Linked DNA regions of Homo sapiens: region 2 is linked to region 1. The links are chromatin contacts, found by Hi-C or POLR2A ChIA-PET in ENCODE. All regions are on one chromosome and are shown on one strand. Each heading gives the region's core, a stretch centred on a gene start or an enhancer-like site at or near the end of the contact. The rest is flanking DNA. Distances are from core to core; before and after follow the strand shown.

The links. Hi-C counts contacts between places; a loop is a spot of excess contacts on that map. ChIA-PET counts read pairs that join two places held with the same protein, here RNA polymerase II (POLR2A). Pooled maps may share reads with other maps.
Region 2: a map of naive thymus-derived CD4-positive, alpha-beta T cell shows a loop between it and region 1 (4-fold over the local background). The contact joins the enhancer-like site here to the promoter of SCAND1 in region 1. A Hi-C loop is called at or near these places in 3 of 168 maps with a recorded cell type or tissue (B cell and naive thymus-derived CD4-positive, alpha-beta T cell), 10 of 37 single-sample maps with no recorded cell type and 14 of 50 pooled maps. POLR2A ChIA-PET finds 5 or more read pairs at or near these places in 9 of 52 experiments (AG04449, CD4-positive, alpha-beta T cell, CD4-positive, alpha-beta memory T cell and 6 more).

Annotation. Positions count from the first base shown.
Region 1 is chr20:35,952,879-35,956,027 of GRCh38, forward strand. It overlaps SCAND1 (SCAN domain containing 1), which reads right to left and starts at 1,624. Exons shown (of 2, transcript NM_033630.3): 1 at 1,570-1,624; 2 at 746-1,461. The coding sequence starts at 1,406. The coding sequence ends at 867. It also overlaps a transcript of CNBD2 not described here. RefSeq lists enhancers at 1,142-1,221, 1,342-1,601, 1,682-1,881, 1,982-2,191.
Region 2 is chr20:36,463,437-36,466,585 of GRCh38, forward strand. All of the region lies in intron 7 of DLGAP4 (DLG associated protein 4), which reads left to right. Among named protein-coding and RNA genes, the nearest start is that of MYL9, 77 kb to the right of the region's middle. RefSeq lists enhancers at 572-1,498, 1,499-2,424, 2,000-2,179 and a silencer at 2,070-2,364. Within about 2 kb of position 1,720, at least 25 of the 41 ENCODE cell types and tissues checked have a DNase peak (open chromatin) inside an H3K27ac peak, as active enhancers do; they include CD4-positive, alpha-beta T cell, where a contact is called at or near this core.

The DNA.
Region 1 (3,149 bases), core at 374-2,873:
TCCTTATATTAACAAATGGCACTCACTGCAATAGGACCTATCTGGGACCAATCCAAGCTGTCCATGGACCCTAACTAGCTCCTTCCTGGTTGGGCAGAAGCCTCTGGAAACAGAGTAGGTTTAAGATTTCAGAACAGGTCCTCATTATTTGCCAAATTCTTTCTTCCCTTTGTAAACGATTATGCTAGTTTAAACACCAAAAGGGAGCCAGCCGGAGAGACATTAAAATGAGTAGCTTCAGTAATGTAAATAATCCATTACTTCAACTAGTTCTGCTTTATTCCTACCACAGGCCTAAAATTTGGCAAGGAAGTTGAGCAAGCCTGGCGGCATAAGCCAGAGCTCACAAGAACTAGCCTATCTCTGTGAAGGTGTGCAGTAAACACTTCACATTAAAATGGCCCAGTAACTTGGACATTTTGGGAAGCCTGTACCCAAAGGGCAGGTGCAAGTTGGTGCCCATATTGGTATAGAGGTAGCCAGTTAAGTGAGCATTTAATAGAGCCAGCTATTTTGCGTGTAAGAAACCCAAGTGGGTCCTTGGGAGCCCAGGTGAAAAACTTCCCATGTGTGGTAGAGGGATAACCTAGGTTCAGTCAACATCTAAAGATCCCACTATAGCCAACGAAGGCCTTATTGTTACGGACTCCCAACTTCGTTTCGCCACCAGCCAGAAAGGCGGTAGGAAACAGGCTTGGTAAAATAAACCCAATAAGAACGAATGAAAGAGACACACCAGACCACAGGCGCTGCCAAAACTCATTTTTCATTAACACGGGGTGGGGTCCCAGGCTCAGGCCCCCGGGCCCGATCATGGCCCCAGTCCGCACAGAGCGCCCGGCCCTGGCCGCCCGCAGCTCCACCGCTCAGCCAGTGATGCGCACATCCGTGCGGCGGCGGATCCGCCGGGCCCGAGCCGCCTCGGGCAGGATGGCGAGCAGCTGCTCTTGCACCAGCATCTCCACGATCTGCTCCTTGGTGCGGATGTCAGGCCGCAGCCACTGGCGGGACAGCTCCCGCAGCTGCCGGAAAGCCTCCCGGGGACCCGCCGCATCCTGGTAGCGGAACTGCCGGAAACGCTGGCGGAACGTCTCGGGACCGAGTCTAGAGCCGGCGGGGCCTGGTGTGGAGCGCGCTTCAGCTTCGGCCTGAGGCGCTACGCTCACGGGTGCGGGCCCGAGAGGCAGCTCCAGGGCCGCGGAGGCCGCAGCTCGGGGCGTAGGGATGGCTTCAGGGACCGCGGCGTTGGGACTGGAAGGCTCAGGGGCAGGCGGTGAGGCCTCTGGCAGCGAGGAGCCCACACAGTTACGCTCAGGGGCTGAGCTCGAACCGGCTCCTTCCAGTTTCTCCGGTGGCACCGCCGCGGGACTCCCAGTGGCCGCCAAGATCGGCTCCGTAGCCGCCATAACTCCAGCTCCGGGCGTCACTCTTTGTCCGGTAGCTGTGTGCTCAGCACTGCGTCTGCGCGGGGGTGGGGTGAGCAGGGAGACGTTTCCGGTTAAAGGGCAGAGCTCGCGTCACCCTTGAGGGAGTCGGACTCGGGACCGGCCGAGAGTGTGCGGAGCTTACCTGCACCAGCGAAGCGCCTGCGGCAGCCGGAAGCGAAAGTCTCTGGCTTCTCTGCGTCCAGGTCGGCGCGCGAGCACCCGGAAGCCGCTTGCGGGCTCCCGGAAGCGGCGCCCTCTAGCGTTCTCGAGTCGCATGAGGCGGCTGCTGCCCTCGCGGTGCGGGAGGGCGAGCTGCGCGTGGCCTGGGCTCCTTCCGAATGGTGGCGCCTCTGAGCGCCAGTTCGAGGAGGAGTCGGAGGAGGAGCCTGAATGTTTGGAGATAGACTTCAAGTCCCGGACCTTATCCGTGCGCCGCTTCGGTTTGCAGGTGACCTTTGCGTGCGGGCGCCCCTTCTGATTGACCCTGATGAGCTGTAGCTCTGATGGCCCCTCCTTCGGGAATGATTAGGGTGACGGCTGGCCGGGGCTCGTTCGAGTGGCGCCCGGCCGGTGGTGACCCGAACAGGAGAGCGGGACGGCGACCATTCTCTCGGGAGGGGCCCATCTGGAGAAAGTCCTCTCGCTTGGTCAAACTAGGAGGGCGATAGCACCGGCCTTACTGCGACGATGACAAAGTACAACACACCGTCTGGCGCGAAGGAGATGCTCGAGAACCCTTTGCTGTTGTTATTTTTCGCGTGTCCTCCGAAACCAAGGGAAATGCGGCTCTGTGGGTTCTGTTAACGTCAGCATTTAATAAGTGAACTCTAAATGCATTGCCCCTTATGGTGGCCGCTGGCCTCCTGAGTTGACTCAGCTCTTGCAACGTAGCTAGTTGATAACCCTCGAAATATAGCGAATTGAGATGTGCTATATTGTAAAATACGGGACTTAGTACGAAAAAACTGATGTAAAAATTATCTCAATACTTTTTAATACTGATTACATGTTGGAATATAATGTTTTGCATATATTGGGTCAAATAAAAATGTTATTAATTTCACCTGTGTTTTTACTTTTTAAATGCAGCTTCTAAAAACATTTAAATTGCATGTGCAGTTTACATTATATTTCTGTTGAGCAGCCTTGGGTTAGAGTGTTGGAGTGAGGCTACCTTGGTGGAATCCCCTTTGACGATACCCAGCTCAGAGTTGTTAGGAGGATTAAATAAATTAAGCCGTTGGAGAGAAAGGGCTTTTAAGAAGTTTGCTCTTGTTTTTATTAGGTAAACTGCTTGCTATCTCTGAGCTACTGTTTTCTTATCAGTAAAATGTGGATGTAATAGAACTTACCTCTCAGAGGTAATTGAGAATTCAGTGAGATGATGTAGGTAAAAGCACGTGGCCCTGACAGCCCTCGGCCAGGTGGTTTTCTGTTTGGTAGCTGACTCACAAATAGTTTTGTTTTTGTTTTTGTTTTTGTTTTGAGACTGAGTCCTCCGCCTACCGGGTTCAAGCGATTCTCCTCCCTCCGCCTCCCGAGTAGCTGGGATTACAGGCGCCCACCACCACACCCGGCTAATATTTTATATTTTTGGTACAGATGGAGTTTCACCGTGTTGGCCAGACTGGTCTCGAACTCTTGACCTCAGGTGATCCACTCTCCTCAGCCTCCCAAAGTGCTGGCATTACAGGCGTGAGCCACCGTGCCGGGCCACAAATA
Region 2 (3,149 bases), core at 470-2,969, 510 kb after region 1:
TGGGACAGGGATCCAGGACTAGGACATTACAGTCCAGGGCTCTTTAACCTCCTCCCCACTACCTGGTTATTCGAGAATGCACCTGCCCTTCCAATAGAGCAGGGAGACGGCTGTTTCTTAATTCAGGCCCCAATCCTGCTTGTTCTTTGTTAGTCCGTTTGTAAAGATAGATGGGCGTGCCCATCGGGATGTCTGTGCAGGGGGACAGTTGGATTTTCCATGTTCCATCCCATTGTTGTTTAAGGGTGGGCCCTGCTTGGACAGTGGCACTTGGAATAAAGTCACTTTGTAGTTGTGAGCCTTGGCTGCTTTTCCTGCTTCCCCTGTAGAGTAGGGGAACAAAGACCTCAGCCGAGAGAGGTTCTGCAGAGAGCTGGGGTTTGCTGTCAAGGAGCTTAGGATGTCCTAGAACTTTGGTGCAGGGAATGAGATCAGCTGTTCAAGCGCCTTGTCTTACAGATGAAGAGATGAGGCCCAGAAGGGCCAGGGACCCACAGAGGTTTGAGCCAGGACTTCTGGGTCCTGTTCCATGGCACTGCCTTTGAAGAAGTCACTGTCATGCTGTTATCACCTGCCCCTGGTGTATAATGACAATCTCTAACATCCTTTGACCTTTTTACTGTGTACGCTGTGCTTGGTGCTTTACTTCAGCTACTTGCAGTGGAAAAGAAGAAGGGCTTGGTGCCTGGCCTGGAAGTGAGGGGTGCAGGATCCCAGTTCCCACATCTCACCCACTTTTAGGGATGTCACTTTCCTTTGGGCTTCAGCTTCCTAATCCATAAAATGGGAATAACATTCCTTATCCTAAGACTGATTCTGAAATCATGGAATCCCTCAAGAATTGTGTGAGCAGCGGCTCACTCCTGTAATCCTAGCACTTTGGGAGGCCAAGGCAGGCAGGTCGCTTGAGCTCAGGAGTTCAAGACCAGCTTGGGCAACAAGACAAAACCCTGTTGCTCCAAAAAATACAAAAATTAGCTGGGTGTGGTGGCATGCGCTTGTATTCCCAGCTACTTGGAGGAGGCTGAGGCAGGAGGACAGCTTGAATCCAGAAGGTCAGGAGGTCGAGACTGCAGTGAGCTGAGATCATGCCACTGCACTCCAGCCTGGGTAACAAAATGAGACCCTGTCGACCGGGCGCGCTGGCTCACGCCTGTAATCCCAACACTTTGGGAGGCCGAGGCGGGCAGATCACTGGAGGTCAGGGGTTCGACATCAGCCTGGCCAACATGGTGAAACCCCGTCTCTACTGAAAATACAAAAATTAGCTGGGTGTGGTGGCACACGCCTGTAATCCCAGCTACTTGGGAGGCTGACGCAGGAGAATCATTTGAACCTGGGAAGCGGAGGTTGCAGTGAGCTGAGATTGCACCATTGCACTCCAGCATGGGTGACAAAAGCAAAACTCTGTCTCAAAAAAAAAAAAAGAAGAAACTGTTCCAGAGAGTAGAAACTCTGGGTTTCAGAACCACAAACGCCTGGTTTTAATCAGTCTCCATCATTCACTGCGTTTGTAATCTTGGGCAAATTATTTCTTTGAGCTTCAGTTTTCTTATCTGGACTCAAGATCTGTACTACAGGATTATGATGAGGATTAAATGAGATTATGTATTTTTTTTTAAATCTGGTGCACAGTAGGCACTTAATAAATGTGAACTTTCCCTTCCCAAAAACATCTGGGTGACTTTTCTCTTTGTAGGAACTAGACAGCCCAGTTCCCCCCCCATCCCCCCCACCCCCGCATGCCCTGTGGTTGGGGTTTAGATAACTAGGAAAGCACCTGTGGCTATTCTAATAGTAATAGGAGTGATCTTCTCATCTCTCCCAGGCTGTGTGAGGCATTGTGTAATCAGCCAGGCTCTTTCCCGACCATTGTTCTCCACCAACAGGCCTGGAAGTCGGAAGCCAGTGGAGTTCTCCCTGTTTCACAGGTGAATGAAAAATAGGGGGCCCAGAGAGAGACAAGGACCTGCTCAGGGGCCCACAGCCACAGCAGTGACAGGCAAACTTGTAGCCCAGGCCTCTTCTCCACAGCCCGCAGCGTTTCTCCAGGTTTATGGCTTCTGCCTGATAGCCTACCCCTCAGGCCGCCTTCCCTGGGTCTGTTCCCATCTGTTCTGGGAGGAGGGTTTTCTTGACATTTCCCCAGTCTCTGAGCTCATCTTGAATTTAAAAGGAGGCTATCTGGAGGCTGGGTGGGGACTGAGTCACCACCTCCCGTGGCTTTCTCATCCTGAGCAGCAACCAGACACACCCAGAGGGCCACTGCTGGAGACCTGCAGATTGTAAATGCCACACAGGCTTTCTTCCCAGAAGCTCAGATGGGCTCTTGCGGGAAGGCTGTCATCGTGGTTCTGTATGTATTTCTTCCTTCCCCTAGCCACTTTGAGAAGTTGTTGCCTGTCCTTTCCCGCTTCAGCCTTTATTAATGCTGTCCTCTTCCCCTATAGTGCCCTCTCTTCCCCTAGAGGCCCACACTGTCAAATGCCACCTCCCCCAGGAAGTTTGTCCTTGCTGGCTCTGGAGTCCCAGCAGGACTCCTGAGGATGCTTACGGCATGACCTTGGCAGGTCACGCCACCTTTCTGTGCCTCAGTTTTCTCATATATAAAATTTGGGTTTCTTGTCTTTATAAAGCTCCATCCCTAGACACTCTCATTTGGCAGGTCTTGGGGCAGGAATCACATGCCCCTAGGTTTTTAAACCAGCTCTCTAGAGGATGCTGGTGCTGAGAGCCTGTCGGCTGCAACCTGGGAAAAGCTGAACTGAGAGGACCCTGGTTTGCATGACAGCCTAGCTTGTTGCTGTGTGACCTTGGATTAGTCAGCTTTCTGTACCTCCGTTTTCCTCCCTATCAGATTGGGATGGAAATGAGAACTCGTGTAGTAACAGCCCCTCAATAAATGGCAGTCATCACCATCATCAGCTTTGTTTTGTGTGGGGATTGGTGGTTTTCAGAAGCAAGTCACCTTTCCCCTACTTGGTCCTGGCAGCAGGCACTGTCAAGTCAGACTGGGCCAGGGTGCAGGCTGTGGAATTGAACACCTGAGCAGGAATGAAGTCTAGTCCTTACAGGAATGTAATGAGGTTGATGAGGTGTGTGGTGTAAATCTCTCTCGGGTTCCCAGATTTCCCAGACCTGACTGTGGC